2 separate regions of the Mus musculus genome follow, and region 2 is linked to region 1. The links are chromatin loops, found by intact Hi-C in ENCODE. Cell type or tissue: left cerebral cortex. All regions are shown on one strand. Links, peaks and the distances in the headings refer to the core of each region. The heading gives the core; the rest is flanking DNA.

Region 1 (6,061 bases), core at 303-5,302:
AGATAACTGTATCCAGAGATTAGCGGTAGTTCTGTTATTATGTGGTTATGTACCTTGGGTCCTCTGTTTCCATCCAAAAAGTACGTCTACACTAGATAGCTAAGGTGCCATTCGGTTTTGACAATCTGAGCCATAGTCCAGAGAGTATCTGCTAGGCATACAGAGGGAACAACTATTTCATGAGTAGGTAAGGCAGCCACAGACCAGGGGGTCATATGCCCTGGAGGGTACTGATCAAAGGAGACAGATGCTAGAACAATGTAGGGCCCATAAGTGTTCAATACATTATGGTTTGGAAATGCAATATGTAGAGAAAATCTCTTGTGTAGTGTATGGAAGATTCATCTGTCAATAAAAGGTTGTTGACCTATTAGCTTAGGTAGGAACTAGGAGGAGGGAGGTCCACTGGGGAGTGAGGATTCTGGGACTGCATCAGGCAGGGAGGAGATTCGCCATAATGATGATATAGACAGTCTTATGAACCTGAGGCAAGGTAACTAGCCACATGGCAGAAATTAGAATAGAATAAATGGGTTAAGTCACAAGCCAGTCAGGGAACCAACCCAAGTTTATGGCTTAGGATATTTTATTCACAAATAATTCAACCTCAGAGTGGTTATTTCAGGAACTTTGGCTCAGGTGGAAAAGCCTGTGGTTACAGCAACATCCCCACAGGCTCGCATATCGAACTCTTCAACCCCAGCTCATGGTGCTATTTTAGGGGGTAGTAGAAACTTCACAAAGTGGGTGTTAGCTCGAGAAAGGAAATAACGAGGATATGCCTTGAAAGCTGTACCTGGTCCCCAGTCTGCTCACCACCAGCTACCTCTGCTTCCGTTATGCCATGAGGTGGGTGACTTCTGCCACATGCTTCCACCATCCCGATGGGTGGTAAAGATCACTCCACTGTGTGGAGCATTTGCTTCTGCGGGGCAAGTAAACACCTGAGCGCTGCCCTCCCGCTGGCTGCATGTCAAGTATGTGAGGGGTCCTGCAAGGCTAGGGTTCCCCTCTGCCATCAGAACCAGGAACTAGGACCACGGACTGAACCATCTGAATCCATGAGCTAAAATAAACCTTTCCTTCTTTAAGTTGTATGGATTGGGTATTCCGTCACAGTGACCAAAGTCCAACTGATGTCAAATAGTCTCCATTATCTGATGCTTACAAACTCTGTGAGAAACAGACAACACTCAGTGTAACAATCGCTACGAAAGTCTTCAGAGTTAGTACTTCAGAGTGCAACAATCAGCGGCATGCAACTAAGACATTTAAAAATTACCAAATATATAAGCATTTGAAGGATGGAAGAGACCAAAGGCTAGCTTTAATCAACTCGGCTGTGAGAACCATGGCAGGCAACAGCCTCCCTGAGCCTTATATCCTAGTTCATATAAACAGACATATGGAGACATGCATGGTTTAAAAAAAGTAGAAAGACTTAAGTGAAGCTTTGCAGGTGAAAGCATATAGTTTGGGCTTCATTGTGATATGCATTTGGGGTGGGGTGCATGCAGGAAGCTAGGGTCTCGGGTACCCACATCCTCCTCCCTCCACTTCCGGGGTACTGGGATTGCAGGTGTGCACCACCACACCTAGACCAGTGGTGTTGAGGATGTGACCCAGAGCTTCACGCATGGTAGGCAAGCACTCTACCAACCGATACCGGAAGGTATGTGTATTTAAGAACACGGAAGTTCAGCCAGGGACATGTCTTCCCAGGTAATCCTAAATCTTTGTGTTTCTGTGGAACTCTGAAAAACTAGAGGCATACATCCAGAGAATCTCTCCATCCAGTGTTGCTTCTGAAAAGCTGCCAACCCTTGGGAAAGGAAGCCTTGGGCTCCTTCTCCAAGGTGCCTAGCAAGGCAACCAGACATTTGCATTTTCCAGTTGGTGCTTTTCCAAAACAAGGAGCAAGTGCCTTGTGCTTTAACCCTGAAATGCCCATGATGATGCATGCCTCAGGACAGACACTGCTCAATAGAGATGGAAGCTAGCTACAGAGGCACTAACTGGCATGCCCAGGGTCGGTCGGGAGTGACGGCACACAAAGAGATGATCTTCTGTTTCTGCCTCTGAGCAGGTCTTGGCTGACATGGTATCTGAAGAATATGCCAGAGTCCAGCATCAACTACCAAGAGCCAGAATTCAGAACCCAGTCCATAACGTCAGCCTGGCCTAGAGAAGCTCCACCTACCCTTGTCTCTTCTTCTCTACTTCACGTTACTACACATGCCTGCCCCCCTGTGTTTCAGATCTGCGTTGGGAACACAACTTAGACCAGCCACGGCTCCTCTTCTTACTGACCACCACTGTCTGTGAATCTAGAGAGTTACTATAGAAACTACACCACGCAGCCCCCAGACATTTGCTTAGAAAAGAAACTACACGTTTAGTACTAGAGGGGGGAAAAAAGAGTGGGATCTAGGAAGTTGGAGCCAAGCTTCAAGCTCAGTATTTCTTAAGGACTGCAAACAGCTTTGTTAGGCCACCTCAATACTCACTAAAGCTACACACGTCCCATAAATATATCAACTGCTTACCAAATCCATAGGCCCAGACATACAGCAGCCCAATTGGGCATAGAGGAATTGGACTATTTTGTCTAAAACTATTCTTTGGTTGGCTGGGTGGTTGGTTTTCTCAGCTAGGACAATGTATCCTAGGCAAGCTACCAACTCATGGTAGTCCCCCTGCCTCAGCATTCCAACTGCGGATTATACTAAGAATTGGACTTTTCTTGCAATTTGTATGTGCACACATTAGATTTTTGACACCTATCTGGAACCAAATGCAGAGGCCCATGAGAAAAGAATAAAAGATAAAGAAATAAAAATTAAAAAAAACTTTAAATCGTCCTAGTCTTTCCCCCACTAGTTCTCTAAAAAGAAAAGGCTCTGATGAGGCTGGAGAGATGGTTCAGTGAGTGGCTGAGAACACACACACTGCTCTTACAGCAGATCTGAGTTCAGTTCCCAGAACCTACTTCAAAGAGTTCAGAAGCTCAGAAATATCTGTTACTCCAGCTCCAGGGGACTCCAGGAGACTCCAGGGGGCTCCAGGGGACCTTCATTCACATGCACATAACCACACACACGGACACACAATTTAAAATAATAAAAATATATATTTTAATAGAACACTGTGATTAACCAAGCAAGACAATGCCAATTTCTTAGTGTATGCATAACCAAGAAAATTAAATCTTAACCATAATAAAAAACATTATACTTTTAAGAAACTGCTTACCAAATCCATAGGCCCTGACATACAGGAGCCCAAACACCCCATATCTTAGGCCAACCAGATCTATTCCGAGATAGAGACGTGAGATAGGATCTTGGCTGACAGATCCCCTTTACTCAGCAATCCAGCTCTGTATTCCGAGGGAGAGTTTGACATCAATAGGGTGAAGAGGTAACTCTAATTCTAGAAGATATGACTGAGAAAAGTTGGGGTTTGGGGGGGATATGAGTCACCAATTCATCCATCTGCATGAGAAAAGGGGAGGAACTGTAAAGATAAATGACCTCTGGGCATCTGACACTCCAATGATGTTTTGCAAACTAAAGGAAATTGACACCTGACGGCAGTCCTTGCACAACAGGCTAACCTGCGGGTCACTGCAGAAAAGAGAACGGAGCAAGTCTGCCTTTTGTCAAAAGTCTTGTTCTCAAAACCCAATCTATACAGAGCTCGCTTAAATTCCACTCAGTAACAAGCACACTGTGCATGCTGAGCATCCCTGCGCGTTTCTTTCCTTAAGTTATAGGTAGGACTGGGCATCAGTCACGAGCAGAAGCCTTTTCCACTGAAAAGCACCATTCCGGGAAACTCCACTGCAGTCTTAGAAGCCAGAACTCCTTACACAGAGAGGTGCCTCATGGTCAGGTCACCGGGTTGCCTGTCTTATACACAACCACTGGTCCAGCGAGGTTTCCACTCCACCCCTCCCCCAAGGGTGGCTTTGGCCTTGACCCTGCAAATTCCAGTCTGGGCTAAATTCTTCATCAGCAACTGCTGAGATTTAACAGTGCACCACAAAACTAGAAAACAGGTTTCACCCCACTACTACACCAATGACTGACACATGCTAAAGTGTCCAAAAGCAGACATTTGGGAAGTAACTTTTAACACCTACACTCAACTACTTGGAATGAGTGTGTGTGTGTGTGTGTGTGTGTGTGTGTGTGTGTGTGTGTGTGTGTGTGTGAAATATACACATATATATATAACTTTTTTAAAAACCGGTCAGGAAACAAGCATTCTCCTTTTAAAACACCTCCAAAAGCACCTCTCTCATGGGAGGCCAGCAGGTAAATAACACCAGCGCTTCCTTAAAGCTTTCTAAAGAGCCAGACATGCAGGCTGCGCTGCTCAGCCTTCTCCGGGAAGTAACTCAATCCAGCCTTGGCGGGCGAGGATGGGGTGTCTGCAGGTAGGAGACGGGGAAGAGGCAGTACACCTCAAACTTTGCAGGTGCTCATTTTTAGCTGTTCTGGGCAAGAGCTGAGAAAGGCCTAGCCCACCTGCTCTGAGTCCAGGACCGCTGGCACCCCATTCCCCCAGACCTGCCCTCTCAGGGCACTGCCCTCCCGGTGGCCCCTCACCTTGGCCTCAAAAGAGATGCCGTGCTGGAAGGCGTCCTCGTTGTGCAAAGGGATCCGTAGATCGTGCCCATCGTCCACAAGGTTGTACTTGGTTTTGCTGGGCATGGTGACCCGCGGCGGACCCGCTGCTCCAAGGGGGCGGCGGTGGCGGCGACGAGAAAGAGCTGGCGAGACCCTGTGCAGAGAACAGTGGGGCCGGGCGAGGCGGCGGCGAGGACCCGGGTCGTGAGGTGGGCAGCCTGGGTGCCAGGAGGTGGCAGGGGTGAACCGGGAGCCGAGCCTCCCGAGGGCCGAGCGGCAGGGGCGGCGCGGATGCGGCTGGCGCGAGCAGCTCGGTGGCCGCGCTCTGACTACGGGGAGGCGGCCAGGCGGCCGGGCAGGCGGGAGCGAGCGGCGCGGAGCCCCGGACCGGGACGCCGAGCGAAGGGCGCACGGCCAGAAGCGGGACTAGACCGGGAGTCCGATCCCGAGCTCGGCGCGCACGGCCCGGGACGAGGAAGAAAGGCAGCGGCGGCGGTGGTGGCGGTGGCGGCGGAGCAGGGTGCCTGTCACGGAGACGCCGGATCGGCTGCCAGCCCGCGGCTCCTCCTGCGGGGCGGGCCTGGACCGACTCCTCCCGCGCGCTAGAGCCCCGCCCGCCGCCGCCGGGTCCGCCCCGCGCCCCGCGCCCCGCGCGCGCCCAGCAGGTGAAAGTCCCCGCAGCGCTGAGCCGAGACCCGGGAACTTCGCCCTGGCCAGACCGCAGGAGCGTGGCGATCCAGGCGCAGTCCGCTTAACTAGTAGTGGCGAAACGGCATCGCCTTGCATGTGTGTGTTTGTTTTGGTTTTGTTTGGGGAGCCCGAGAGAAGCGGTGTTAATATTGGGTTTTGTTTTCCCAAGAAGGCCAGAGATCTATCCCAGATACCCTCGGTCTGGACAGCATTAATTCAGAGATCCCCGCTTCTCCTCAGAATCAAGGCGAAAACCAAATAAGAGGGCTGTCTCCAGTGCTTTTTGTCCCTTTGGGTGTGTGGCTTGCATTTGGGGGCTCAGCAGGGTTTCTTTGCGAAGAATTTAAATATATAAAAGTCGTCAGCCTCGTAGAACTGGAGTAGGCTGCACTAGGGACAAGAAATTGCAGAATGTTCTTATGTCATTTATTAAAGTTTTTTAACTGGCTGGTGATAAGAAAGAAAGGAGAAAAGAAATAGGAAGGAAAAGAAAAGAAAAGAAAAGAAAAGAAAAGAAAAGAAAAGAAAAGAAAAGAAAAGAAAAGAAAAGAAAAGAAAAGAAAAGAAAAGAAAAGAAAAGAAAAGAAAAGAAAAGAAAAGAAAAGAAAAGGAAGAAAGAGAACGTTTCCAGAATTCTGTGAGGCTTCTTATTGAAGCAAGAAGGAACGTGCCAAAGCAGGATTTGAGACCTGAGTGTGTAAACCTCATAGATACAGGGTTGTGTAACAGTTTCCTTT
Region 2 (6,061 bases), core at 490-5,489, 180 kb before region 1:
TGGGCTGAGGGAGGAGGGTCACAAGTTCAAGGCCATCTTAGGTAACATAGCAAGTTTATGCAGGCTGAGCTTCTTAATTAGACCTAGTCTCAAAAACATAAGAACCAAGAAGCAAGGTGTTGTGGTATATACAGCTGTAATCGAGCATTTGGAAAGCAGAGGCAGGAGGATTGCTCCAAGTTGGAGTCCAAAGGCTTGAGGTGTAGATCAATGGCACAACACTATGTGTAAGCCATTGGCTTCAATTCTCAGCAGAGGGGATAAAAAGGAAAGAAAAGGGGAAAAGGAAATGAAACGGAATGAATACAAAATCTGCTGCTTTTGGGAACTCCAGTCTAGCCCTCTGATGTCAGGTAAGAGATTTAAACAGCCACTAGTGTCCTGTACATTCCAGTCACAGGATTCACTGCACTACCACTGCGCCATCATTGACACCCAGACACTCTGCAATGACACCTAGAGACTTCACTCCAGCCATAACAGGTCTGGGCGACATTTAGAAGATCCTTCTCACAGCTATCTCAGATGATCACTTACAATTTGCTTCTTCAATTGATCCAGAAGGATCACCCCCCTTTGCCCGTGACAACAGTGTGCTTGTGTGACCAGACCTGTAAGCAAATCTCTCACTTTTACCACTACAAGGTGAGCAACATGCTCCCTGCTGTGATGGTCAGCTTTGCCTCAGTCCCATAGTAGAGACCCAGCAGGTCACAGACTGAAATAGCTAAGACCCTTATCCAAAAATAACCCTTCCCTCCTTTAAGATGTTTCTGTCAGAGGCTTTTAGCATAGTGATAAGAAACTCATATCCCTAAGCCAAAAAGAAAGAAAAAAGAGGTGCCTTGGAAGAAATCAATGTATATGGGTCATACTTATACTACTGTTTATTATATCTATTATCGTAACAGCTTAAATACAAATTCTTAAGGAAGGATCACTGAGGTTCGCCATCATGCATTTTTTAAACCAAAGGCTGCTAAAATCATGACTAATACACTGGAAGTAAGTCCTGCTACATGACAGGTGTCTGGTGCTGTGCACGATCATGTGTGTGCATGCACACACATAGACTCTGAGCTTCTGTATGTCTGTAAGACCTCACTTTAAAAGTTTCTAGAGGAAACCTATGTTTGAACCATTTCGATTCACAAAGGTTGACCTAGGTTTTCTTCACACAGATGAAGAGAGCTGGTATCCAAGGCCGATAAAAGACTTCCCTCCAGGTCCCTCTGCAGAAAACCCAAGCCTGGAACTCACATCTCTTGATACTTAGCTTTGTCATTGTTGCCTGACGTCTATCTCTTTCACTGGCTCCATAATTTTACTTCCTCAAGGAGATAAAATTATTCATTAACATCTCTATTTATCTAGTGTATGTTTAACAAATGCTTTGATGTATATGAAACCCTATCTTAAAACAGGAAGCAAGAAAAGGAAGAGGACCTAACTGGAAATTATGGGGCCAGCGACATTTCTAGTCTCCTAGGTGGGAAGCTCTCCCATCCTCCCCACTTGTTCTTCCCACCCCAATAACACAGCCTGACCTCATTTCTTCTACTGCTTTTCTACCGCCTTCAATGCTCAGGAACACATGCCAATGACCTGGGGAAAGCACAGAATACTAACAAGGTCAGAAAAACACAGTAAAAGGACCTTCTGAACATAGATGGCTTCCAGGCAGGACGCAGTCAAGTTCGTAGCTGTCGGAAAGACTGAGAAGGTGGGGGAGACGTTCGTCCAGACACAGATGTTTTATGGGTAGGAGGCATTTGCACAGCATCAAGAGACCAGAATGATGGAAGAGGGCAAATTAGGCAGGCCTTCCAAGGAAAGGCAGTGGCAGCCTGGAGCATAGGCAATTTGGGGCTGTGTACTCAGGGGAGCTCAGGAGTGGCAGCTGCTCCTTGTAGAGAGGAGACAAGACTATATATATAGCCATTATATATATATATAGCCAGAATATAGCCATTGCTTTTTTCCCTGGCTAGGAACATGTTAACAGGTCATGGGGAACCGACCAGCTATCCCAAATGATTGAGGGCCTGACAGACTGATCTATGGAGCAAGATAAGTACCAGCCTAAAAATATCTCATTGCTTCTGGGCTGCCTTTCCTTCTAGTGACTCCCACCGCCCATTAGAAACAAGGCCAGACATCCCTCACTCTGTAGGGGTTGGCCCCGTGATCCTCTGCAGATACCCTAAAACCACAGAGGCTGAAGTCCCTTACATAAAACAGTGTCACTCGTGCATATAACCTTTGCACATCCTCTTGTATACATTAAATCATCTTTGGGTGACTTGTAGTCCATTATGCAAATGTAAATGCTATGAAACAGTTGCCGTACTCCCTTGCTTAGGGACTAGTGAAGAAAAAAAAAAAAACAGTGTGCACGTGTTCAGGACAGATGTTCAGGTTTTCCCCCATGGTTGTATGGCTCAGCAGCAAGGAGAGTCCACTGCATTAGAGCCCCTGTCTTGGAGGAAAATCGGAGGTGGAGAAAGAGGACAATCTGAAAACATAACACAGTTAACAACTCTAACCAATTCTATCATTCTCCTCTGGTATTTAGGCCAGGCTTTCCTTTAACTGGTGAATGTGATGCATCACACAAAGCGGGGAGGGGAACAGCACTGCTCACAGGGACAACTCACAGCCACAGGCTCACACAGCAGGAAGAATAAACGCTTCCCAGAGTTAGTGGAGTCACGATTTAAGATTCTCTTCTTCAGGAAAAAAAAATGGTTACAAGACAAATGATGGATCCTTCTGTCTCTCAAGTTTGATTTTCCTCCCTTTCTCTATAAAAGGCATGTTTTATGATCTTGGGGATCTCTCAACATCCACCCCACACATCCCACACTTAACTTATGAAGTTAAATGGAAAAACTTTCATGAAGTTCTAAGACAAAGCCACACTGAACCCTAATGTGAATTTCATAACAAGCATGTGCAGTGCTTCCTGCAACCTTGTCAAGTCCTCAGACCTCTCTGAGTATCATCTTCTCTTTTACGAGGTGAGTGAATTGGTTTAGGCTGCATCTGAGAAATGTCCTGGAACAATACAAACTTCAGAACCCAGATAGGTAGGATGGGCACATGGAGAAATGAAGGTAAATGTACAGAGACAAAGACATGAAGGTGTTTGGTGACATCAGGTGGGCCTCAGAGCAAGAAACAAAGATACGAAAGGAAAAGGATGTGGATGGAGAGGAAATGGGAGATGCGGCTTTATCCTGAAAGTAGGAGGGAGCATCATGCTTAAGGGTGTTTAGAGAGTGAAAAAATAGAGAGGCAGATGTTGAACATGATCTTGGCACCAGCACTGAGGACTTAGAAGGAATGACACTGGAAACAAGAAATCCAGGAAAGAGCAGGAACATGCATCAAATATTAAGTTATAGGCTGAGAGGAAGAACGAGGGAAAAATGGTCTATAAATCCCATGGCTGGAAAAAGTAGTAATGCCTTCAATGAAGACAGCACAGGAGAGCACAAAGGCTCTACTATGCATCTTGCACCAGAGAACTAGGAAAGAGAGTCAGGGGGAATTGACAGAGGCCAGGCAGTCCCTGGGACTCCTTTTACAGCCTCAAGTCCTTGAAACGTTGACTCTCCCCTGTAACTGAAGGTAAGAAAGAGGTAAGAGAATAGACTGTGCTCTCCTCTCAGGGACTTGAGAGATCCAGGCATGAGGCTGATACAAAAACTACAGGAGGAAGAATGGAGCCTGCAGTGAACACCAAGGGTGGAGAGGCAGAGAAGATGCAGGAAGGATTCTAAGGAGATGCTGGGGAAATTACAAGGAGAACAATAATAAAATCAGAACTGGGAAAGATGTTAGAAGTCATAACAGCTGTCAGTCATTCTGCCTCTAAGGGAACAATGGAATCTCTGAAAAGCAGTTTCTTCCATTACAATTGCTGTGTGCCTCACCACCAAGCATCCACCTACGATATACTTTAAAGTCGTGTTTCACAACTCTTAAGGTCCTTATGAGTAAGCTCTGCAGGACTGAAGGCATCCAAGGACCCTTAATTTCCAAAAGGTCTCAATAACAGTTATACTCTAAGAAGCAGCTTTGAACAGCAAGACTCTAGAGCTGTTGGCTGCTAACATTCTGATTCCAGGCATTAGAATACATCAATATTTCAAGTGATATAAACATCCCGCACACGCTATTTCTCAGAAACAGCCAAAAGTCAAATTCTAACACACAAACGATAAAACTCATACAGCTCTGATACATCACGGTAAAGATGTGAGAATTCACACGACAAATTTTCAGAGTAGAGGCTTTATCAGAGGCCAAGAATGATCTACGGTCAGCAGGCAGCAGCAATACTTCCTTGAGGTCAAAGGGACAAATGTTCTCAAGGTATGCTAAGCACTGGAACTACGTGGCAAACATAAAATGCTCTCATCCAGATTCACTCGTAAACAGTTTGATTGACATCGTCTACACAGCATAGCTGGGGTGCTGAAGAAGATACGGAACATGCAGGTAAATTTATTATGTAGCTAAGTCTGAAGACCATGGGCAATGGAAGTTACAGCTGACCACAGAAACCAAGAATGGGCCATCTAATCACTCTGTTGTCCTTGTCTCCCCATCCTCACAGCTGATGCAGTGCACCACAAATGAGCTCCACTTCAGCTTTCCCTTCAGCCCCTCACCGAAGCTGCTCCAAGCTTAGATCAGATTTTCCATGGTCCTCGGATAACCCATGGTCCTGGGTAAAAACATGTCTGGTGTTGGGGTAGGAAAAACATAAGTATCCTTTGTTTTCTATGAAGAGAAGGTTAGCATACATGCTTCTATAGGTGTGAGCACATAAGTGTTTTGTGTGTGTGGTGTGTGTGTGCGTGAACACATGTGCACTGAGCATGGCTACTAGCCTGGATGGCTAATGAGCTGCAGGGACCCACCTAATCTGCATGCTCTGTTGCCCCCAGCTATTGTTGTGGGTGCTGGGTGTTGAGGATCCAAACTGATATATTTATTCTTATACAATGCAGATACAAGTGAACTATTATCTCCTTAGCTCTAGGACTCAGTTTTAACTACACCAAAGTGTCTATTCCGACTCATGCCCAGCAGCAGCCACAGCTACATGAGTCAGCAATTTTTTTCTAGTGAAACTGTTACTTTATTCATTGAGGGCCATGTTTTCTCTATTGTGACTATGTAAGTCTGACACAGAAACATGTAAGTAACAATAGATAATCACTGATAAATACATGTGGCCATAGACTGATGAAACTTTTATTTATAAAAAAAAAAGGGCAATGTATCCGATTTTACTAATGAGCTCTTGTTTGCCTATCTGTGACCCCAGCATTCAGCAAGTTGGGGCAGGAGGATCACAAGTTTGAGGTCAGACTGGACAACATAATAAGACTCTGTCTCCAATTTTTAAAATATTTGTTATATAATAAAATGGAAACAATGTAGTTCATGGATGACATCGAGTAACTACAGAAAATTACAAGTGAATTGGTTCACATGTAACCATTTTAATACAAAGGATAGAACTATTGATATAAATATTAGGAAGTACAATATATCTCAAAGACACAGTGCTGCTTGGTAGAAGCCAGTCTCAACAGATCACATTCCACATGATTCTGGCTGTCCAAAATTCTCCCAAAGACAAAACTACAATGAAAATGTGTCATCATGGGGCTGGAATGAAAATTGAGCATTAAGAACACATACTGCTCTCTCAGAGGACCAGGGCTTGGCTCCTAGCACCCACATGGTGGCTTACAGCCATCTAAAGTGTAGTTCCAGGGTATCCAATGGCCTCTTCTAACCCTCATGGGCAACAGAAACACACATGCTGCACATGGATGCTTGCAGGCAAAATACTCTGAGATAATGGACAGATGGTTCAGTGGTTAAGAGCACTGACTGCTCTTCCAGAGGTCCTGAGTTCAATTCCTAGCAACCACATGGTGGCTCACAACCATCTATAATGAAATCCAGTGTGCTCTTCTGTTATGTCCGAAGACAACTACAGTGTACTCATATACATAAAATAAATAATTAAATCTTA

Evidence for each region. Peaks named below come from ENCODE experiments on the same cell type or tissue, not always from the same donor. Only the 100,000 strongest peaks of a DNase experiment are listed, where the experiment ranks them.
Region 2: a loop joins it to region 1, with 4 times the contacts of the local background. A loop is called at or near these places in 3 of 42 quality-filtered maps.

The regions. Positions count from the first base shown.
Region 1 is chr1:170,584,647-170,590,707 of GRCm38, forward strand. It overlaps Nos1ap (nitric oxide synthase 1 (neuronal) adaptor protein), which reads right to left and starts at 5,203. Exons shown (of 10, transcript NM_001109985.2): 1 at 4,614-5,203. The coding sequence starts at 4,718. In left cerebral cortex, for the core only: a CTCF peak has its summit at 2,259; DNase peaks (open chromatin) are centred at 1,856, 2,316, 2,981, 3,843 and 2 more places; H3K4me3 peaks cover 4,003 bases; H3K27ac peaks cover 1,724 bases.
Region 2 is chr1:170,400,241-170,406,301 of GRCm38, forward strand. All of the region lies in intron 2 of Nos1ap (nitric oxide synthase 1 (neuronal) adaptor protein), which reads right to left. Among named protein-coding and RNA genes, the nearest start is that of Spata46, 94 kb to the left of the region's middle. In left cerebral cortex, for the core only: no CTCF peak of the experiment used is centred there; DNase peaks (open chromatin) are centred at 1,642, 2,598 and 3,244; H3K27ac peaks cover 4,203 bases.